Regions from separate parts of the Homo sapiens genome. Here regions 1 and 3 are each linked to region 2. Evidence: chromatin loops called from intact Hi-C (ENCODE). Cell type or tissue: OCI-LY7. All regions are shown on one strand. Each heading gives the region's core, and the rest is flanking DNA. Links, peaks and the distances in the headings are about the cores only.

Evidence for each region. A loop is a pair of places that touch in the nucleus more often than their neighbours do. Peaks named below come from ENCODE experiments on the same cell type or tissue, not always from the same donor. Only the 100,000 strongest peaks of a DNase experiment are listed, where the experiment ranks them.
Region 1: it touches region 2 in a loop (2.3-fold over the local background); 4 of 110 quality-filtered maps call a loop at or near these places.
Region 3: a loop joins it to region 2, with 5 times the contacts of the local background. A loop is called at or near these places in 12 of 110 quality-filtered maps.

The regions. Positions count from the first base shown.
Region 1 is chr5:135,172,088-135,179,763 of GRCh38, forward strand. It overlaps PITX1-AS1 (PITX1 antisense RNA 1), which reads left to right. Exons shown (of 6, transcript NR_161235.1): 3 at 1,955-2,085. Among named protein-coding and RNA genes, the nearest start is that of LINC02900, 72 kb to the right of the region's middle. RefSeq lists a silencer at 1,620-1,778. In OCI-LY7, for the core only: a CTCF peak has its summit at 2,812; no DNase peak of the experiment used is centred there.
Region 2 is chr5:135,049,309-135,056,984 of GRCh38, forward strand. It overlaps PITX1-AS1 (PITX1 antisense RNA 1), which reads left to right. Exons shown (of 6, transcript NR_161235.1): 2 at 3,146-3,214. Among named protein-coding and RNA genes, the nearest start is that of EPIST, 13 kb to the left of the region's middle. RefSeq lists enhancers at 1,171-1,755, 4,203-4,262. In OCI-LY7, for the core only: no CTCF peak of the experiment used is centred there; DNase peaks (open chromatin) are centred at 2,343, 3,737, 4,223, 4,813 and 2 weaker places; H3K4me3 peaks cover 3,066 bases; H3K27ac peaks cover 4,000 bases.
Region 3 is chr5:135,187,852-135,195,527 of GRCh38, forward strand. All of the region lies in intron 3 of PITX1-AS1 (PITX1 antisense RNA 1), which reads left to right. Among named protein-coding and RNA genes, the nearest start is that of LINC02900, 56 kb to the right of the region's middle. RefSeq lists a silencer at 3,390-3,569. In OCI-LY7, for the core only: CTCF peaks have their summits at 3,673 (motif pointing left) and 3,877; a DNase peak (open chromatin) is centred at 3,630; H3K4me3 peaks cover 980 bases.

The sequences.
Region 1 (7,676 bases), core at 1,187-5,186, 120 kb after region 2:
CTTACATTTAAGTCTTTAATCCATTTTGGGATGATTTTTGTATATGAGATAAGGACCTAATTTCATTCTTCTGCTTGTGGACGACCAGTTGTCCCAGCACCATTAATTGAAGAGACTGTCCTTTCCCCAATGTGTGTTTTTGCACCTTTGTCAAAAATCATTTGGCTATAGATGCAAGGATTTCTGGGCTCTCTATTGTGTTCCATTGGTCTGTGTGTTTTTATGCCAATATTATGCTGTTTTGGTGGCTATAGCTTTGTTGTACATTTTAAAGTCAGTAGTGTGATGCCTACAGCTCCCTGCCCACTGCCCCCACCTCAGGATTGCTTTGGTTATTCAGGATCTTTTGTGGTTCAGATCCATGTTTAGCTTTCACTCTACCATCACTGACACTGAAAATCTCTTTCCTAAGGGCTGCTGATCTTCTCCTGAAGTCTCAGAACAGATGGCTGCCAAGTAGGACGTCCTTGGAGAAAGCAGATTCTGGGCTTGCCTGGGTCTTGTCTCTCTGTTCAAGTGTCTTTTGGAGCCCTGGGCTGTGTCCTGACACTCCCATTTACTACCTATGAAAGGCAGTTGTTTTACCTTTCTGAACTTCAGTTTTCGCATCTGTAAAGTGGGACTTTACCTTGCTGAGTGAGGATTATTAGCACAGAGCATGTGAAAGGTATGGCATCCAGCCTGGCAGCTGGTGGTGCAGTGAACATTGGGGCTCAGTTGCATGTAGACACCTGAGAGTTCTTTGGGATCCTCCTTGTCTTTCCGTGGGAAGCTGTTGGCCGAGGAGAAAGTGCAGAGCAGCAGCTGTGAGGGGGCCACACACATGGGCAAAGATGTACATTCTGCTCAAGCACACTCCTGGGCTCTGCCAGAAAGGGTCTTTGGATGCCCTTGGAGACCATGGAGAAGGGGGAAAAGAGGGAGGCAGGGGCTCTGCAAAGCTGTGTTCAGCACCAGCCTGGCAGAGACAATGATCAAACATCCCTGCCTCCCCATGCAAGGCTGGCTGAGGGTTCAAGGAAGCAGGCTTGGGGCACTCCTAGCCTCAAAGGCTGGTTCTGGAGGCTTTTCTGGCAGAGCTGGCCAGGTTCTCTACCTTTTGAAGGCAGGTTGGCTGGAATAACGAAGATCTCCATAGGTGCTTTCTGGGCAGAGAGTGTTTACACAATCCAAAATTTGTAATCTCTTCTGGGAGACATGACTGCCCTTAGGGACTTCTAGTAGACCAAAAGAAAAGAAAGAAAAAAAAGAAATCCCCATGGCTCATATTTGGATGGATATTTTCAAGAAAAATATCTGGTCTAGCAAGGCAGCCCCTTGAGAAACTAATTGTGCATCAAGGTGGTACCAGGCAGGCATTTTCCTGGTTGGGGGAGGGGGGCCTCTCCCCTCGAACTCAGCAGGAACAATGTCTGAATCCTTTAGATTTTTGCAGCCCTGCCCTTCTCTTCCTAGCATACTTCTCTTCCTAGTGGTGCCAAATTTTATGAAGCTAAAGCACCCAAACTGAGCATATCATTTGTACCCAGAGAAAATTCACAGTTCGTTTTGTGCTTTCCAGTGAAGCTGCACCCAGCAACCAAGCAGAAAGCGCCCCTTCCCTCTGCCCTGGGGTCCAGTCACAGGGGCAGGATGGTGGTCAGACCAAGAGGTGACACTCTGGGCCCTTGTCATTTAAGCAGCTGGCCTCTCTGGCTGGCCTGGATTTGTTAAGCCCAGGCAGCTCCTTGACTCCACAGATGGTCACCAGGTGATAAGTGATTGCCCAGCCCTTCCTCCTTTGAACTGAGCATTGTGTCTCTTCTTCCTGGGAGCTGTTTTGCACTGTCAGTTCCTAGGGATTAGGTGCGTGTTTAGGCTGGATGAACTCATGAATGAAAATATTTTGCTTTGTTCTTTCGGCAGTGGAGACCTGTACAGTGAGTCCCTCTTTTCTCTCTCCTGTCTCCCCCAGCACCACCTGCTCAGGTCCACCCTAATAACATCAGCCAAGGCCTCTACAGCAGCCCCCAAGCTGCCTCTGGATAGTTCAGACAAGGCCTCTGTGCTGTGATGGAACCAGGTGACCCGCAGCCTCCGGGCCAGGTGAGTGCTTTCTTGATATTTTCTTCTGGTTCATGTTATATTCTTCAGCACACGATGGCAGAGGGGCAGCCCCAGCCTCTTCTGTGTTAAGAGCAAGGGAGGGGTTGGGGAGAGGAATCGGCCCCGTGTTTATGTGCTTCGCCCAGCTTTGATTCCGGTGCCGTGGACTTCCTGAAGGTCCTGGGGGTGTGGGTCATGAGACCAGGGAACTGAGTCAGCCCTGTCATGTTGGAAGTATGGGCTCATGGAAGAGGCAGGAGGATCAGAGTTCAAATCTTAGCTCTGCCTCCTTTTAGTTGTGTGACCTTGGGAAAGTCATGCCCAGTTTACAGATGAGGATCCTGGAGTCCCACATCTTCCTTGCCAAACTGCTCTGAGGCCTGTTAGTGTGTCTGGTGCCAAACATCATGCCTGGCATGGAGTTGGCATTATGTCACACCGTCCTTTTCCTGCCTTGTTTATGGGCTTGGCTGGACCAGCAGTCTGGGCCAACACCCACCTATGCCCCATCCCCATACCCTGAGAATGAGGAAGACCCAAAGGGGTGCTTATGGGACCTCAGTGTGATGGATGAAGGCATCAGCTCCTAAGAGAATTATCACTGCAATTGATAGGTCGATGATGTTGCTGGCTGGCTGGTTCACAGCCATGGCTAATTCCTACCATTGCGTGTCTCTGGTGCTCCCTGGGAGCTTGAGGTCGGTGGTCATTCTCCAGAGCGCAGCTGTCTTACTACCACCTCCTGCAGGGAGTTGCTGGGTACTGCCTGTAGAGGACATAGGCTGGTGGCTACTTGGAATCTGTTCTGGAGTGCAGTGGATTGTATTGCTTAGTTGTAATAATTTCAGTTGAGGATTAAAATAAGCCTTGGGCCGATGGCTGGTGAGTTGGCTTGGCTGGGTGGGTGAGAGGAAGTGTATGCATACACCTAGGTATATGCCTCAGTGCCAACTCCTGTGTATGTATGTTGCGAGGTGGGGGCGGGGTGGGGCTGGGATTATTATTAGGGTTTTCCTATTTTGACATCTAACCAGTGGCTTTATCAATGAACAATTGTTTTAAAAGTGTTATTCTGCACAAGTAATATATATTAATATTAGAAAAACCGGGAAAAGTAGAGGTAACCACTGTCAACATTTTGAAGTTTTTTCCCCTATAAATATATGTGTTACTTTTTCTTACAAAATAGTATGATCCATTTTTTTAAACTTGTTCTCTTTGCTTAATAATATATCATGGTGGCCTTTTACCCTGACACCATCATTTGTGATGGTTGCATGGTAGGAATGTTGGCCTGTGGTATGAATATACTATAGTTTTCAAAACCACACTCCTGTATTTGGATATATAGGTTATTTCTGAGTGTTAGCCCTCACAACTACATTGTAACTAACATCTTTGTTCCAGCATTTTGGTGTACTTTTCTCTAAGAGAAAAGTTTGGAAGTTGAATTTTGGGGTTAAAGGGTGTCTGTGTTTTTTGTTTTGTTTTATTTTATGTTTTGTTTTTTTTTTTTTTCTTTTTTGAGACAGAGTCTTGCTCTATCGTCCAGGCTGGAGTGCAGTGGCGCGATCTTGGCTCACTGCAACCTCTGCCTCCTGGGTTCAAATGATTCTCATGCCTCAACCTCCCGAGTAGCTGGGATTACAGGTGTGCGTTGCCATGCCCAGCTAATTTTTTTGTATTTTTAGTAGAGACAGGGTTTCACCATATTGTCCAGGCTGGTCTCAAACTCCTGACCTTGTGATCCTCCCACCTCGGCCTCCCAAAGTGCTGGGATTACAGGCGTGAGCCACCATGACTGGCCCAGGTGTCTGTGTTTTTTAAGCTTCTGATACTTTTAGCTAAATAGCCTTCTAGAAAGTTAGTACTGAGCTAAGTCAGAGGAAAACAATTCCTTTCCCCTTCTGCATATGTTCCCTGGGCCTGCCCTAAGTTTCTAAAGGAACAGGGGAGGGGACCAATGTGTCAAAAAGCCCCTCAGGTTCCTGCCAGATCTCTCAGGTGCTGAATCCATTTTACATATGAGGGATTGAGGCCCAGGGAGGTACAGGGACCAAGTGTATCTGCCTGAGGAGGGCCTGGGAGCCATGGCCTGGCTGAGCCAAAGGCATCATAGGGCGTGAGGGAGCCAGCTGCCTGCGCTGGGCCCAGTGACCTGGGAGGCAAAGGAAAGGCCTTGGGCTGGTGGTGAGAAGAGCCAGGCAGCAGGGTGGGAGAGCTCTGGACCTCCAGTCCCTGCTGGCTTCTTCCTCAGGGACAGGGAGCCAGTGCTGTCTGGGTGGGGTGCATGCTAGAGCGGGGAAGTCCATTTAGAGGTTCCAGTGAGTGCCAGCCTCTCAACCCAGCCCTTCTCCAGCTCCATCCTTCCCCTGTCCTGCCTACCGGGCTCTGGAGTGCATCATGGAGGCAGGGATGGGCTGGCACACAATGGGTTCTTCTCAGAGGCTTGAGCAAGTGCCAAGCCGAGGGGATGGTGGGACTGGTACCTAGAGGGACAACAGTCTAGTTGGGCGATGGGATGGAGTCCTTCAGTCCAGAGGTTAGGGAATGGTGTCTGAGAAAGTTTGGGCTGTGGGAATCCTTCTTTCGGGTGGTCCTTATCAAGCAGTAACTATGGGCCAGAGCCTGGCCCAGGAACTGGGGATATAGCCTAGGTGAAGAGGACACACCAGCCTCTGCCCTCAGGTGGTCACAGTCCCATGGGGATGACTGACTGGGACAGGCATTGGTGACTGATGACTGCACTGAGGCTGTGGGCATGCGGAGGAGGGCCGCTTGGGGAAGGCTTCTGGGAGGAAGGCACATCTGGCTTGAGACCTGAAGAAGCAGGGAATGGAGGGTATGGGGGAAAGGGCATGTGGTCACGGCAGAGCGGAGAGCATAGGGAAAGGCCTGGATGTCAGCAGCAGGCTGACGAGTGGCCTCTGGCAGACCTGGTACACTTCTCAGGGAAAGCCAGCTCTGTGAGGGTGCACAGGAGGTGGACCGCCTAGGAGGGAGCCCCCCAGGGCACCAGGCAGGGCAGCGTTGAGGAAGCTGCAGTGTTGGCCCACCTGTGGGTGCTGCCAGTGGCATCATGGAGCTTCTCTCCATGGGCCAGGCATGGCAGGTAGGGCAGGGTCCATGGGAGGTGGTGAGGTGGTGGTCAGGGGAGCCTAACCACCCTTCTCTTTACTCTGAAACATACAATCTCGATTCGCTTTGGAATGCATCCCTCAGAAGGCTAGGAAGACCATTTCTCTTGGTTCAGAAGCTCCATGTTCTGCACCTTCCTCCTCCAGTAGGGCCTGAGAGCCTCAGGTGAGAGAGAGCCCAAGGCACCCTTGCTATCTGGGGAGACTTCATCTTGGGGGAGGAAGGCAGGTCCCTGCCCAGTGCTGCTTCTCTCACCACCACCAGATCCCTCTCTGGTGCCTCTGGAAAGATGTCCCGACTTCTCACCCAGGCACACAGGCCCTGTGGAGTCAGCCTCATGTCCCACATCTCAGCCTGCACACCCACTACATCCACGGGTCCCGCTGTCTGCCCTCCTCCCCAGGGGACACTGGTGCCCCCACACCTCCACACCTGTGCTTATCTCACTTCCTCTACCCAGGTCCCTGTCTCTTTTATTTAAGTCCTGCTCATCCTCCCAGGTGGCCATAGATCACCACCTCTGAGAAGCCTCCCTAGCTTTCCTAGCTCTCTTAGGCCGAGTGCAGCTCTCCTGGCTCAGGGCACCACCCTTGGTGCTGGTGGTTGTCACTACCCCACACACTCCCTTGTGTTGGTGCTGGTTCTGCTGGCAAAGGACTGCAGGATGAGGGGCTCCTTCAGCCGGCCTATCCTTCCTGTGTGTGTCCCCATGGGGCCTGGCACCCCGACACTCTGTAGGGGCTCAGGACCCCATTTGCTGAGGTGAGACCACATTTCCTCAAGAAGTGGCAGGAGTCACTCAGTGGGCACGTCTTCACCCCCATGTTCTAGAGTAAAGCAGTGATGCCGCGCGGTGATGCCACTTTCTGAGCATGACATGGTTAGCAGCACAGGCTCAGAAGACAGCAGATCTGGAGGGAGGCCTGGCTCTGGCTCTGACTGTCTGTGTAACCTCAGGCAAGTCATTTAATCTTTCTGAACCTCAGTTTTCTCATCTGTTTAATGGAGACAAAAATCTGCCTTACAGGAGTGTTGAGAGCATGGACAAAGACAAGGGTGTGTCATCCTCCTAGCCCCAGGGCCCCTCATGGCCCAGTCTCTGCACACTCAGGCAGCCAGAAGTAATTAGAAAGCTGACCCTTTATTGTCTTCTGAAAGAAGGCTGAAGGTTGGGCATCCCTGTCCTGTGCCCCAGCAGCACTCTTGAGCCCTGGCCAGTGCAGGTCTTGGCCACCCACGGCCCTTAGGGTCTCTCCCCACATCCAGCTTTTCCTTTTCTCTTCTCCTGCCCCCTTTCCAGGACTTGATTATGTGGGTGGACCCTGTCTCTCAACTCAGCCCTTCTGCAGCTCCATCCTCCCCTGTCCTGCCTACCAGGCTCTTGAGTGCATCACGGAGGCAGGGATGGGCTGGCATCGAGTTCTCGTTAGAGTGGGTGCGGGGAGGGAAGGATACTTGCACATGGGTGGATGAGTTCTGTTTTAGATGCGCAAGGCCCCAGCCCATCACGAATGCTTGCTGGGAATTCAGTAAGCATTTATGAGCTACCTACTATATGTCAGGCACCGTGCTAGGTTTCAATTCCCCAGAAACTCTGTGAGGCAGGTGGTGGTAGCTTCATTTTACAAATAAGAAAATTAAAGCTCAGAGCGCACACGTTGACTGAGGTTGCACAACTGGTTCGAACATTTGTCACCCCCCATGCATGGTTACTGTCAGCTAGGTGCCGGGCTGTGTCGGGGAGCTCTCTGGGGAGAGAGAGCCCTTTGGAGTCCTGGGTCTGCCCCGGGTCTGGCAGGAAGACCATTTGGATGATGAGAGAACAGACTGGAGGCAGGTGACAGGCAGATCCTAAATGTACAGGATTAAATATTTACATTAGGTAAAGATGAGGGTTAAGTGCCTCAGAGGCAGGCAAAGGGAGAGTGGAGGGAACTGCTGCTGGGGCTTACCTGAAGAGCTTATAGAGAAGGCTGCAGGAGAGGGGACATCTCTGGAGGCTCAGAGGAGCCAGGAGGGGGCTGGGGTGGATGCCGGAGTCAGGCTGGTCTCCTGTGAGGTGTGTGCAAGTGTGTGGTGGCCCGGGAATGTGGGAGCCACATACTTTTGTATAATTAGCTCGGCTCCTCTGCAGTGGTGGCAATTAGCCGTAGGCGGGAGACAGGACTTCCTGTGGCCAAGGCCACTTCTGCACCTGGGGCCGCTTACCTGGGCTCCTGCTGTCCAGGCTTGGGCCCTGCGTGTTTCCGGCAGGGGCAGCCAAGAAGCAGGTGGGGCTGTTGGGACTGCAGGGTCACAGCTTCTACCTCGCAGCAGGAGGAGGGAATTGTCCCAGCCCATCCTGCCGCTCAGCCCTGTTTATATCTTCTCTGGGGCCCTGCTTTTGAGAAGGGCTTTTGCTCCCTCTCCTCACCTGTTGGGGGCTGTTTCTGAGCCTTTCTCACTCTTCCTGG
Region 2 (7,676 bases), core at 2,091-6,090:
TGGACCTTTTCACCAGTGTGTGTCTGAGGCTAGATCTCTTGAGTTCATTCTCTGTTCTCCATTTTGATTTGATATTTTTTTTGCTTTATGCTATGTACTTAAGAAAAGGTCATCTCAAAGCCTTTTGGGAGGAAGTGGGTCTAAATATGTAAACATAATTAAATCATAAACACAAACCACTTAAAAAAAGACATTTTGGAGAAATGTGAATAGTTTAAAAATGGGGCAGATGCTCGGCTTCCTGACAGGTACCTGAGTTTTTATAGCAGTTTTATTTGTGATGGCCCAAAGCTGGAAACAACTAAAATGTCCTACAATAGATGAATGGTTAAACAAACTGGTACGTCCATACTATGGAACACTACCCAGAAATAAAATGGAATGAACAGTTGATTCCTTTTGGCCAAGTCTCAAGGGCATTATGTTGAGTGAAAAAAAGCCAATCTCAAAAGGGCACATACTGTCCGACTTCATTTATGTAACACCCTCAAAATGATGGACATTTCAATGTGGAAAACAGATTGGGCCAGGAGCTGGGACGGGTGGGAAGAGAGGGGGTGAGTGTGTCTGTCAGGAGAGCAGTGGGGAGATCTTGGTGTTGATGGGGTGATTCAGTGTCTGGATTTCGGTGGTGATCTCATGAGTTTACATATGTGATAAAATGACATGGAACTATATGCACACTTTATACCGATCAATTTCCTGGTTTGGCTATTGTGCTAATAAGATGTAGCCACTAGGAAAAACTGGGTGAATCTATATTATTTCAGGTAAGGAAATATGGGGCAACTCCCGTGAATTTATATTATTTCAAAATAAAACGTTTAAAAATGTAAATAATTAGGCAGTTTGAGGTTCTGCTTGTGGGGCGACGGGCATGCCCTCATGGCACACCAGGAGCTGTCTCGGGACCTGGGAAGGGCAGGAGGGCGAGGGGCTAGGGCGATGGAAGGGGGAGATCAAGAGTGGCGCGGCAGGGGGAGAGCGCCCTGAGCCTCGCTGGAGCCCATCCCGGCATGGCTGCTGGGACCGACAGGCCGATCGCGGGCCGCGAGCACATCTCACAGAGCCTGGGCACAGAGGGCCCGAACTGTGCCCAGCGAGGAGGACGCGTGTGGGTTTTGCCTGCAAGGGTTCTGACCACTTGGGGACAGCGAGGGCGCGTAGAGGCGCGGAGCTCACTACGCGCCGCCTCACTCTTCCGCGCGAGGTGCCGGGTGGCCCAGCAGCAGGTGCTCGCGCGCAGGTCCAGAGCGGCGCGTTGCAGAGCCCGCTGTGCCACCGGAGAACCGTGGAGCAGCCAGGGCCGCACTCGGGCGTCTGTCCCCAGCCTCATGGTTGCCAGCAGAGCTGGCGCAGGGGCGCGCAGGCGGTGAGAGCAATGATCCAGCCACCTGGGGCAGCTGTGATTTACCCCAACCTTGGAGTCCACACGGCTGATACCTCAGGCAAAACATTCCCGCCCGCTCTCTGGCCTCCTCGCCAGCCACCCTGGAACGCTCCCCTCTGCTGTGATCCAAACGCAGTTTCCCCAAAGCGATCTACATTGATGTGGCTGCCTTGTCCCACAACTTTACCAATCCCAGACTCCAGATCAACACCTTCAACATGAGACTGAGCTTGCCCAGCCTACATTCAAGGTTCTTGGTAATTGGATGCCGGTCCACCATTTGTGTGCACCCTCTGCTGCCCTTTCCCAGACATCTCTGCCTCCTCTCCATGGGACTCACCAAGGACCCAGTATCAGCCTAACTAACTGCAGGGAATGGCTTTCTCCTCCTCTTCCTTCTCTTCCTTTTGGCAAACTCCTATTCACCTGTTCAGGCCCTGCCCAGATACCTCTCTTCTGAGAAGCCTTCTCCGGCCTCCCTCCCTGACCGTGATTATATCTACTCTCCTGTTCTCTTGCCATGATCCTGGAGTTTTGTATTTAGCATGTCCTGCCTTTGTAGGCTTATTTTTGGTCACAGGCTTTTTGGGAGTCAGGACTATGACTTTCTCCATCTCTGAAGCACTCTCCTTTCCCCCAAGCACAATGACATGTTAGGAGCCCAGTATGGTTTGTCACATATGTAGGGCAGGGGTTAGGGCCACCGTCATTCAGATGAGGCTGGTATGAAGGTTTCAGGCTTCCAGGGCCCAGCCAGTTTGTGAAAACAAGTGGTGAGTTCTGGCCTCTTGGCTACTTTGTCGAGTCATCCAATGTAATGCTCCTATTGGCTGAGTTCCTTCTGTGTGTCCCATCGTGCAAGGTTAGGTACTGTTGCATGGGCCATTTTACAGATGAGAAAACCTAAGGCCCAGAGGGAGTTACTGCCTCAGGCAGCAAGGGGAAGAATTGGGATTCAGACTTAGGTTGGCTGATGCAAGAGCTTCCTGCCCTGGTGCTTTCAGCCTTTTCACAATCCTGGCAAGTTCAGGGGAGTGGGGATGGCAGAGTCCTAGCTCCAACCTGGCTGTGACCCCAAACCCTGCTTGGGGAGGGAGCCCTGAAACGCTCTTTCCAACTTCAGTGGGCTGTGGGACAAGGGCTCCAGAGTGTACCGATGAGGGCTGCTAAGTGGTCTCAGGAGAACCTCAGTCCCAGCCCCAGCCCTGGTTTTGTTTCCATGTGGCTTTGGCTCAGTCAGGGCTTCCAGGAGGGCTTGGATCTGCAGATTTATTGCCGTGCTCAGGAATTTCTTGTCCACCTCAGATATGGGTGTCTGGGGGATGGCCGCCTGGACTGGGAGTAAAACTGGGGTTATCTTGATCTCCAGATGAGGTTGTATCTGCTTGTGGAGTTGCTGGGGAAGGCTCTTTGCCTTCGATCTTGCTCATGCTCTCCTTCCGGCCCCTGATAAAGAGTCCCAAACACAGGGCCGTAAAGGTGGTCATAAAAATGGAGAAGAAATGCTGGCGCAGCTGGCTTATCAAAGCGTATCGCGACGCCCGCCAGGTCTCCCTACTTCAAGTTTATTTCTCCTCCTCTGCTTTCTCTCAGAAGGTGTCTCGTAAACAGCTAAGAGGGTCATTTATAAATGTCTTCTGCCTTCATTCTCAGCACAGGCACTGCTGCCTTGCTGTCTTCCTGCTTCCAGGTATGTGGATGATAAAGAGATGGTCCAGGCATGGAGCATGGTGACCTTTTTCTCCCGTCTTCCAGGTGCCAGCTGAGATGAGACGTGGAAGCTGGAGGGGTCCGGCATCCCAGAGAGGCGTGAGGCTCCCAAACGTGAGTGACAACGACCCTGGTCTTGCCGGCATCCTCCCATCATATTGGTGGGGGGTGGGGGGTGGGCTGACCTCTGAGGGGACACCTTGCCATGGGCTGGCCTCTGTAGTTAACCCACATCACAGAATCAATCCTATGGCATCAGAGCTGAACAGACTTTAGAGATTGCCTTGTGCAAGTCTCTCATTATTCTAGTGATGCCCAGGGGTGGTGGGGGACACTTTCCTGAAGTGGAACCAGAGGCAGAACTCGAATCTCTTGCCTCCTGACTGGGTGCAAGAAGCACAGCCTTATAACCATAACAGCAATAATCCCTCCTGCGTGTTTCAGGATGTGGAAGGCTTTGATGGTTCCCATTTTGTCTGATCTTTGCAGTGACTCCTTGGGCAAAACATGTGATTCCCATTTTACAGATAAGAGGAGCTGATGCTCATAGGTGCTGGGTGCCTGGGGCCAGCTTGCCTGGAGCCTCTCTTGACAGCTGTGTTCACTCTTTGGCCCTTCCATTCTTGACAGAGTTTTTTTGTGGAGTTTCTTCTCATTCATTTTCAAGAGCAGCTCATGGGACGTAATCTAAACACAGCTTTTGACTCCCTAGTCCTCCTACCCTAACCTCCTGAACTATCAAACCCACAGCTTCATGGTCATGAGACGAAGCAAAGTGGGGTATTTCCCTGGGTCTTGGTCCCACGTCCTGGGGGTCGTTTGGGATCCTAGCAGGTGAGAGGCTCGTGACTGGGTTTGGCAAAGCTCCCCAAATGGTGAGAAGCACTGGGGACTCAGAGTCCTGGGCGAGAGGGCCCCAGATTTTGAAGATGGGTGGGTGGGGTGGTCAGAATGGGTGTGGGGTGGGGGTCCCTGGCTGTGGGAGCATGAGCCTTGCCTGAGTCCCTGTCTCTCTGGCAGCACCCAGTGCTTGGCATGCAGCAGGCACTCAGGAAATGCAAATTGTACAAATTAGCTCAGCCTCGGTGGCCATGGTAACTGCACCTGCCTTGACCACAGAGTGGCTTCCCCTTTTTTTTTTATAGCGCTTTTTGTTAAAAGGTATCTATGTATTACACCATATCTATTTAGAACCTCCCCCCTTGCCCCACCAGAGTCAGGTAAGATTGTTTTCACATTGGCTGCTCTTCAGCCCAGCAGGACTTGGTTTTGCTCTGGGCACATCCATCTCTTGCACGAGGTGGGAACTCATTCTGCATTTCTGCACTTCCAGAGCTGATTCCTTCATGCAGGCCGATTTTGCTTGTGAATAGGCCTCCAAAAATAAGTTCTCTGTGATTTAGAAGACTAGGTTCTCCCTGCATTCAGGAGCAAACAGAGGCTTCACGTGGTCTGGTGACTTCACTGGGGTTGCGCAGAGAGCTGGTGGCAGATCCAAGGTTATGATCCTGGCCTCAGTGTCTCTTTTTGCCCCTTGTTTCTTATTCTTTCCCAGAATAACTTGCTGAGTGGTTAGGGGATGTGCAGGCTGCTGTGGTGGTGACCCCTGTGAGGCCAGGTGGGGGAAGCCCTTGTGTCTGCCTGGTGCCTGTAATATATTTGAATTATCTCCGCAGATGAGCCCTGATTTAGCAAACAGTCTCGAGTAAACCTAGCTTGAAGACAAATACAATTGACACTGGGCTTGAGTGGTTCAAAGGTTATTGGCACAAAGCTGTCGGCTTTGTTTAGCCAAGGGGCTGTATTTATGATGGGTGATACGCAGTGCCATCCATAACTTGCCGGCAAGAGGGGCTGACGTCGGACCAGAGACAGCTTATTTACACTGAGCCTGGAGTTTAGTTTCTCTGCTGGGACATGCAAAGGCAATTCGATTCTTGGCCAAGTTGCTTTATGGGTTGATGGCTTAGGTCTGTTGTCATAATTTGGGTCATCAGTTAACCTTGCTGGGGAGGGATAGCACCCCTCAAGGGGATCATTTCCTGGGTGTGTGTACAGCAGGGTGAACCGGGGGAAAGGTGGAGATGTAGGAGAGGTCTTTGGGGCTATTCAAAGGATGTGATCAATGGGTTTCACATTGACCCCTAATTTAAGCCTCACATACACTGGAGTAGCAGCACGTCTGAGTCCCTGGGGCCTGGGACTTGATTCCTCCCTGTATCTCTTGGATGCTTTGGCTAGTTTAGGGGAAAGGAACCATGGGGCAGACTTGCACTGAAGAGATTCATGTGGTTGCAGTGCTAGACAGGCAGGCTTTATAGACACTGGATTCCTTGGGAGAGAAATTATCCCAGGAATGAGCAGACTGTGGCTGTAAGGAGCCACGGCCAGTGCAGGCAGAGGTGTGTGAGGTTGCTATCAAAAGCTAGCCTGTGGTTTGGCTTTTTGGGGAGCAGCAGGCAATCTGTATCAGGGCCTTACAATATGCTTCTCTTGGTGACCCATTTATTCCATTGGCTAAAATCTATCCTGAGGAAATCGTCATAGATGGGGACAAAGATTCATGCACCTGGATGTTCACTGCAGTGTTATTTATAATAGCAAAACAAGGAACAGGTTAAATGTTCAACAGTAGGAAATTTTTATTACATTAATTATGGCATCTCAATAAAATGGAATACTATAAATTGACTCAATTAATGTATATAAAGAATGTTTTATGATTTGCAAAAATGATGCTAAGTAGGAGAAAGAAATATTTTATAAATTGTCTGTAAAGTATGTTTTCTGTTGTATAAAACACAGCAGAATGTAAGTGAGTTAGCTCAGATGGTGGGGTTCTGATTGTTTAATTCCCTGACCTCTTCATGGAATATATTTTCAGTTTCTACTATATTACTTTTCAGCCTCAGGAAATATTATTGAATAAATAAACAAGAATCAAAGTTTACACTTCTTTGGTGGTCCCTACCCTTCTCCAGACCTCAGTTTCCCTGGGCCTAAGAGGAGATGCTGGGCCACTCTTGTTCTGCCCTGGCTTGAGTCCTGGGCTAGGAGGAATGATCCTCTGAGCCAGTGCTGGCAATGTGCCTGTGATCACCATGTCCTGGGTCTAATGGGCCACCTAATTTTAGTGCATGCTGGGGCAGCTGCCTAAGTGTGGCCCCAGCTGCCAGGCAGACGGTCAGGGCAGTGTTGGCAGCATCGGCAACCTCTCTGCCAGGCTGGTGAGGTCAGAGCACAGCTTGGGACCCGGCTGGGTAAGTCACAGAGCCGTGGAGGAATTCTCCAGTGTACATGACACAGAACATCACAGCCTGCATTTGGAAAGAAATCCACTAGCCTGGATCCTTGGATTGAGCAGACGGGAAGGGGGTGCCTTTGGGGAGTGAGGGAGAGGAAAGGCCTGCATGCTTTAAGTGCTCAGTGTTATTTTCCTGGAATTCCAGAAGTCACTGTGCTCTCAGGGTTCCCAATTTATGGCTTGAACTTGTCTCTGAGCCCAATTCCATTTGTCAACTGGGGACTTGCATGGAGACATGAACGTTTCCCTGAAAGGTCTTGGCTGAGGGCATCTTCTGATAGTGGGCAGCTGTGGGCACTGTGTCCTTCGCCAGAATAGCTGGAGTGTAAGGTCTTCAGGGGTGTGAGCTTGAGAACATCTCTACCAGGAAGATGGTTGAAGGGCAAATGGAGGGCAGGGCTCGGTTGGTGAGGGAAGATGGGGATGCTCTGGCCTCCTCCCTGGTCTCCTGCCTTCAGCTTTGTGTCACTTGCTTTGCAAGTCAAGCCACCTTTCTAAACCCAGCTCTTATTTGTCACCCTCACCCTCACCCCCGTCTTGGCTCTGCAGAGGCCATTAATAAAGCCAAGACCCCTGACTGTGGTGTTCAAGATCTTTGCCTAACTTGACCTCAACCTATTTTCCTGCTTTTTTGCTCACATACTCCCTACCTTAGCTAAACCATAGCCTGTGCCTTCTCTATTCTTGAACACACCATACATTCTCATTTCCCTTAGGCTGAAATTTTCTTCTGTGACTCTACCTCAGTTTAGTCACTGTTTATTTATGGAACACCTACTATGGGACTGGGCAAGACTCACCAGACAAACTCCTATTCAACCCTCAAGACCCAAATGTCTTTTGGTCTGACATGCCCTCATCAGCATGACCTCCTAGGTCATCCCATCTCTACTGATGATGATGTTTTATATCTCGTATTCTTGGAGTGTTTTGTCTGCTTTTCCCACTGGGCCTTGGTAACTTTCCTCTGGGCTCCTGGCGCAAGGCATAATTTTCTCTAAATAGCTGTTGGGTGTCGTCATACGGAGAAGAGTCATTAGTGAATGCCGACAAAGCAAGTGAAAGGATCTATTCCCTGGAGTTGTAAGGACATGGGATAATGATAGTAAATAGTGTCAGTTTACACTTACCAAGCACGTACCATGTGCCAGGCACTGTACCAGGTGCTTTCCATGCATTAACACATCTAGTCCTCCTCGACCCAAGAGATCGGTGTGGTTACCCCCTCATGTTACAGACAAGGAAACTGAGGCACAGGCAAGTTAAGACACT
Region 3 (7,676 bases), core at 1,187-5,186, 140 kb after region 2:
TGTTTGCAGAGGGAATCTTTCAAGAATTGGTAACTGCATCTCCACATTTATTTTGTACCCTTGCAAAGTATAAAAATTGAGATTCCAAGATTTCTGGCTGTAAATGTTTAATTTTCCAATTCTTCTTTTGAGCAAGGAAGATTGTTTTAAATATTTACTTAGCTTTTAATTGCACATCATTTCAGATAGCGAATGCCGATCAGTTTTATTGTAGCTCTGTCGGAGGTTATTTAACTCTTAGAAAGATGTACACTGTGATACTTTTTTCAGCTTCACTCTTTGGAAGAGATTTTTTTTTTCTTTAAACATTATTATTTTTAGTTGCTGCACTCTACCTCTATTTTTGGTAAGGTAAGACTGTTCAATTCAATACTTTGAGAGAATTTCAGACAATGATAGAAAATCTAATATTTGAAAATATAAGCTTCACTAACATACCTAATTCCAGATGGCAAAAAGACCTTGCCCAAAAATGTGAAAGAATTCAGTATGAGTGGCTCAAATATTTTTTCATGATAAACAAATATTTCTGGGATGGATGTGTTTCTGAGCTCTGCATAGGAAAGCAGCCATCCATGCAAGCCGTGCTGGGCTACCCTTCAAACCCTCTTTACTCTTTTCCTTTCACTATGTTAAATCCTTGAGATGTGTAAAGATGTTATGATAGGCAGTGGGTCAAGTAATCTGCACATGTAGCTTTTTATAAATTTTTCTTTGCAGAGGAAAATTTTTCTTCAAATAAACCTCCCCAAATAAATGGTTTGTAAAAACAAAAGTCTATTTGTTTTGAAATTGCACACAAGAAAACATGTTATAACAATATCTTTGAGTTCCGCCTGAGAAAAGAAATTTACCTATAGTCAGCGATTTCCTTCATGATAAGGCTTTAAAAAATAAAGTTGTCTCTTGGGAGAAAATAAACATAGCGAAGTGGAGATATTTATAATGAGGTGCCTTTATTCACTTGTCCAGTGGAACTGTTTAACTGTTGTTTTATCTCTCCTCTCTTTCTTTCTTTATAATTATGTTCATGCAAATTCCTGAACCTTAAGCATTTTAGAAATGTGTTATCTTAAATTACACAGATACTTCTTGAATGTGCAAATGTGCCATTTTTTCCCCCACTTGAAGTAGAAACTGTAAACAAGTCTTGAAATTTTTTTTTGCCCAAACTCGTGGCAAAATGTCTGGGGTTTGGGGCTATTTTCACAGTGCCACTGAAGGTGAGCAAACGAATGGGAACATGCGCCGATCACCAGTCAGTGACTTGGGAATTTTTCAGGAGGCATATTTTCTTACGTTAATGCTTTTGTAGATTCCATCGATGTTCAGACATCAAAGGGCATGCAATTAATAATGGGCATCTGGAGGGCCGATCACATGTTTCCGATGTTAAAGTGGTGAACGACAGGAAAATCGGCCACGGTCAGGTATTAGCTGTAATCATTTTTAACCAACAACGAAGGCTTCTCTTTTGTGCCTCTGCTCTCAGAAACGCAAGCCTTCCCATACAAAAGGGTCCCATAGATGCTTTTCTGCTAGTGAATGAGTGAGTGATAAATGATTTGTAGACCTACGTCTCAGTGTTGATTCAAATAACCTTAATTTCTCCAATAAACTCAAACCCAATTTTGTGTGAAACCCCACATGGACACAAGGCAACAGACAGTTGTATTATTTGAATCTTTAGTTAATTCTTTCAGGTTTGCTCCTTTATTTGTATTTTTTAAAAAAATAAACGAATATTTTCTAGTACTAGAATAAGATTGCTTCAACCAAAGGTGACCTTATGAGTTATTTATTTCCTGTCTTTTATAGTAGCCTGTTTATCTTTTCCAAAGTGATGTATGTTACCCAATTCCAAGTAATATAAGATATGCAGGTAAGACTGTGTTAAAGCTCAACAAAAATGTTCTAGAGAAATACAGTGCTTTGGGCTCTAAACACTCCAGCAGGTATAGAAACCTGCAACTCTTTAAAAATAATTCTCATTTGAGTAGGTCACAGATAATAAAGGAACACTTGTTTCTGGGAAATTAAAAAAATGACATGAGGGGAAAATATTTATTTGCTTTCTACATTGGTCAAATGACTAGTGGATATTAAAAACCTGTAAAATAGACAGATGCAACCAATTCTCTTTCATTAACAAATATTGCAATTTCACAATAAAGTAAATGCATTAAAAAATGTCTACACTTCTGAGAAGCTGAAATGGTCAGAACTTGAGCTTGCTTTAAATGTTTAAAGACTGATATTCTAATCAGTTGGGGGAAAATTATTATTATAAGTCTTTAAAGAACTAACTTGAATTTTAAAGCCTCCTTTGGCTGTTCAGGTAGCAAAAACTCTGATCAACTCTGTGTACATTTCTGTACATTTGCCTCTTGACTCAATCTGCCCGGTCACCAGCTTTGTTTTCTTTCTAAGTATAAGCCGTATGTATCGGCAGCACATTTTAAAGTTAATTTGAAGCAGGGTCTATATTGCCGTCAGCAAATATGTTATAAGCTTATTATTTAATAGTGATTCCGGGGTAAGGCCATCATCTCCTTCCTAAATCCAAATATAAAAGTTGAAATCGTATTTGTTAAAACTGTCATGTTGAATTTGTGGCCCAGATTGTTTTCCCGAGGCCTGCTGGGCCAGAGCTCGAATGCCGCTCCCAGCTGCAGACACCCCAGCCCAGGAAAACTGCTCGCGGCTGAGTCGCTGAGCCTCTCAAACCGCCTGCTTCCCCCAAACAGAGCCACGGCCCAGCCGGCTCGCTCATGGCTTTTCCACATTGTAAAATCATTTGATTTATTTGTTTGGTTTGGTTTGGTTTTTAGAAGCGCTGCAGAAATTATTTCCTACTGGCAGAGAGGGCACTTGGTGTTACACTACATTAGTTTCACATCATTAGTTTAGGGTTCTCAAACTTAAAATGGTAAAGTATATGCGAGGCTTCTAGAGACCTCAGTTCTGACCAGAGCAGAACAAATTAAACCTGATGGATTCCTTTCGCTGCCTGTGTAGTGTGGGGCAATGCAGAACAAAGTGCTGTGGCGTTGCGGAAGGGGTTCCCTCTGGCAGTTTTGGAATTTGGTGGTAGGAAATGTTAGTTATTTATAAAAAGGAAAAATTCCTCTGTTACCATTCTGGTTTTCACAAAAACCGTAATTTTATCATCACGGCTTGTAGCAGGAAGCCAACAAGGGGTGCCGATGACGGCCACGACCCCGTATCTCTGGGCTGTCTCTCTCACCTCCATCGGCCACTGCCTGCTTGCTCTTTAGGAGCAAAGGACATGATTTAGAAGTAATTCAAAACCCCGTCGCGGGACCCAGAACAGCCCAGATGGTCTGGCCCTGGCCTGGGGTCTGCGGGGGTGGGGGTGCCAGCCCCGGGGGTGGAGTCGAGGTCGGCTCCCGGCCAGGTCCCGCGACGGGTCTGCACGCAGCCAGGGAGGCCTGAGGGGGCAGCTGCGGGGCTGGCGGCCAGGAGCTGCTTCGCGGCTTGCGGCGCAAAGTAGAGGCCCCGCTAGCTCGCTCCCGCACGCCGTTCTGCGCCTTCTCTTCCTAGCCCCGGCAGGCTCTGTCTTCCCCCGTGGGTCGCAGCGAGAGGGAGACCTCGGCCTCTGCCGCTGCAGCCTGAGACCCAGCCGCGGGCCTCAGGTGCGCGCTCCCCGAAGCTCTCCTGCCACCTGTTGGCCGCCGGTGGTGCTGACGCTACGGGGAGAAGCCACGCTTCAGTGGCTTGCCTGGAATTCATGACTTGTGCGCTCCACGTCCTGGGCTGGCCGACCTGCTGAGGGTATCTCTGAGAGCAGGAGCCAGGCCGTCCCGGGCTCTCCTGCGACAGTGCGGTGGGAGAGCCTTAGCGGGAGCCAGGCTGCGCCATGGCTTCCTCTGGACAGTTCTGCTGGCGTGCCCTGCTTGGCGGGGTACAGTGGGGCAAGCGGGGTATAAACCCGCTTGTTCAGCTTGGGAGCAGGCTCTACTTCCCAAGAGCAGCACAGGGGCTTCCGCCGGAAGTCAGGAAGAAGGTTTGAGGAGCTTCAGATCCAAGGACGGTGCCATGCCTTTTCATTGGAAGTCATGGACCACCCTCAAATATCATGGATTAGCCATTCTGTTCCCAGGGGCTGGGTTCCTAGGTATCCACCACAAACAGGCTTGAATCTACCCACACAAACAACCCTATCAGGAAGTCTCCAGCAAAGTGGGGCTCTTGGTGGCTGTTTTGGGTTTTGGGTAGAAGGTAGTATAGCAGCTATATTTCTAAACCATGGGGGCAAAACTAGATATCTATGTCCTGAGGGGACTGAGTTTTGTGAATGGATTTGGCCTGTGAGGATGTCACATGGGGCTCAGTAGCACTGAGGGGAGAGGCTGTGTGTGGTGATACTCTCATTCCTGTCTTGGGGAAGGGGGCCTGGAGCCATGACTTTCCCCTAGGCCTTTTCAGAAGGGGCTGGGAATCACAGTAGATGTTTGTCAATGGAGGAGCCTTGGCCCCATTTCAGACGCAATGTTTTCTCGTTCTGTGGTGGTTTTATACACAAAGGCTGTGTCCTGCTTGGCCACGCCTGCCTGCAGCATGTGCAAGCATGATACTTGGCGTCTGGGTGCAGCAGGGCATCCGTGCTCCATGCTGCGCGTCCAGCATGGCTGGACTGCCCTTGCACCCTCATTTTACCAGCACAGGTCAAGCAGTTCCCATGGGGCCTTCAGCTGGTAGCAGCAGGACCCATGGGTATCTAACCCAGACACCTTCTCTCTCCCCTATAGAGGGAGTTGGCTGTCAAAGCCCAAGGATGTCTGTTTTTAGGTGATTGTCTCCTGGCTTATCTGAGGCCAAAATGTTCTTACCTCCTGGTCTCTGAGATCATAGAAAGAGACTCTGGTATTTGGCCAAATGGCTGCTCAGAACCTAGTCCTGAAAAGTTATTTTCTTAGTCAAGGGGCTCATGCAAGCCCTGGACTAGGGGTGATTTAGTTGTGTTTTTTCAGCTCACCTCATAATTTAATGTAGAAAAAATTATTTGGCATGTTTTCTCCTGGGTGCCGACTGCCTTTAGAGCCAGCCGTTCTGTACGGAGAAATGCCCCGTAGTCAGAAATCTTCTTGTTATGCCAGGTCTGCGCATTCAGGGACTGCGAGTGGCTCACTGAAATCTCTGAGGCTGGCCAGCCAAGGAGGGAGAGGAATCCTACCTACCCTGGACTTACATTTTTATGGAGAAGAAGGAATGTTAGGAAAGTCAGTAAACTTTTAGTCCCTCCTGGCCCCATGAACATGAATAGAAGAAGAAGAAAAACCCTAGCCGACTGGTTATTTACCCCGAGCACAAAAGCAGCCCCCCTCCCATCATCTCCCTTTTATTTCCAGCCACTCTGACAGAAATGCATTACTGGCTGAATACACCTTCCCACAATGCCATCCATCACACAGGTATTGGGGGACCAAAGGTAAGATGAACTTTAAACACACCTGGCACAGCTGGCTCCCACCTTTGTGCTTGGAGTGGCTGCCAGCCAGCTGGCTGCCCTGTCCCCCTTCTCAGGCTCTCCAGAGGAATCCCAGCAGACTGACTTCTTTTTGTGGCCACATATTATTCTAAAATCAGGCTATGCAACTGCCTTGGGAGAGTCTGGGCAACCTCTCTTGTAAGTAGCCCTCTCAGCCCCGTAGGGCTCCAAAGAGCTTAAAGCTGCTCAGTCATGAGAATTTTCCATGGGAGGAAAGACTCTCTGGGGTCCTCCACTCTCTCACCTTCAGAAGCAAATAGAACAGGTCTTCCAAGGCCCCCGAGTGATTCCGCCCGGCGTGTTGCTGATGCTGTCCCTCTAGTACTTGTGGATTCTTTGGAAGAGAAGGTGGGTGATTGAGCTGTGGACCGCTTCTCCAGTTTTATGCATCTGGAACTGAGAGACTTTCACAGAATTGTAGCAAATAAAGAGAGAAAGTACTTTATTAGCAGTTATTCTTTACATCACTAAACTCCTGTCTCTCACCCCAGGCAGCTTTAAGATGCAGCTCAGCTCTCAACCTTGCCTATGACTGGGTAGGAAATTACCCTGTCTGGAGGGAGAATGACTCCTGAGTCATTCTCAGTCTTCCTCCCCAGCTGCTGCGAGTTCATTTGTTTTAACTTTCCCTCTCCCAAGATAACATATTCCGGGGGCCAGTGAAAAGAAAATGTGGTGTTGGAAGGTCTTTTAAGTGGGAACATTCTTGGTTGTGAGGCTGAGCTGTTCAGGAAGACCTTGATGCTTTCCTGGTTCACAAAGCCGAGAGGTGATGAGGCTATAGTGGCACTTTGGATTTGGGGGTGATAAGACTGTTTTTTGTAAAACACTGGAATTCTCTGTGATTATCAGTTGGGGAATTCATCATGGTATTTATCTGGAGAGGAAAGAAGGCAAAATGGACTTCACAACAGTCAACTGGGTCACTCGTTGTCAAGCAATCACTTAGCATGTGCTCTGACCATTGAGTGTCATTGCTATTAGCCACTTAATCCCCACAAGAGGCCATGCTCTAGGTCACCCTCATTTTAGAGATAAAGTTCAGCCCTGCTTTTCTTCTCTACCTGATCTCAGCATAGACAGCTGAGCATTGCTTTGACTCCAGCAAGCAGAACACCACTCTCAGAGCCCTTGTTATTAGCTTGAATTGAAATTGCATCTTGACCTCAAATGAGATTCAAGAGCATAGGAACAAATACTTTTAGAAGAACTAAAGGAGATGATAAAACTGTCATCGCATATGTCAGGCCTTTCTCCCTGGATTTCCATGTCCCTGTTTCTCTCTCCCTCTCCTCTGGATGTCCTACTGGAATCTTGTAGTATTCACCTGGCTATGAGGGAGAACATTGTGAAATTCCAGAATTGCCACAGCAACTTTGGTAATGTGGACTCCTTACTTGGTCTGTCCTGTCTTCTGCCATTGCAATCTGATGGAGCTGTGGGCGTCCTGATGCCAGATATAATCCAACCAAATAAATCTCTAAGAACATAAAATAAAAGCTATCTCACAGTTTCCTTTTGTTTCCTGCACAAAAGCTATTCTCAGTATATGAATGGTGTCAGATGCAATAATCCAGAATAAATCTCCAAGAAGAAAAAAATGCATTTCAAAGTGAATGATCACTCATTTCCCATCCTCCCCACCATTTTTATATTGGGTGAGTCACTGGGGTGGCTGCCGACAGCTCCTGTGGGCCGGCCAGAATTGGGAGGAAGATTACAGGGGCTTGCTAAGGCCTGGGGTTGCTGCCAGATCTACACAGGTCATTGAGCTCCAGCTGGGGAGAGTTTTGGGTTTTGGCCCTCTGGGCCATGTCCATCCTGGCAGAGGGTCAGAAGAAGACCACACCCCTGGATTCTAGGCTTCCATAATGGCCTTGTCTTCTCCAGGGGATCCTACAGGTATGTTCTTGCCAAGTATATCCACTGTAGAAGGCTGGAAACACTTAAGTCATATATGCTCTTTGGGCAGATTAAACTTGATGATTCTGGGGCTGCCCTCTTCAGGGCCCGGCTGGTTGCCCTTCTTGGAACGCCTGCATATTCACTGGGGAAGGGCAGTGTGACATAGCTGTGGGGGAAGAATATGCTGGGGCATTTGCCAAGTCTAGATTTCAAAAGGCCCTTTCAGAATTGGAAGACTTTTGCCTTGAATGGTTAGTCT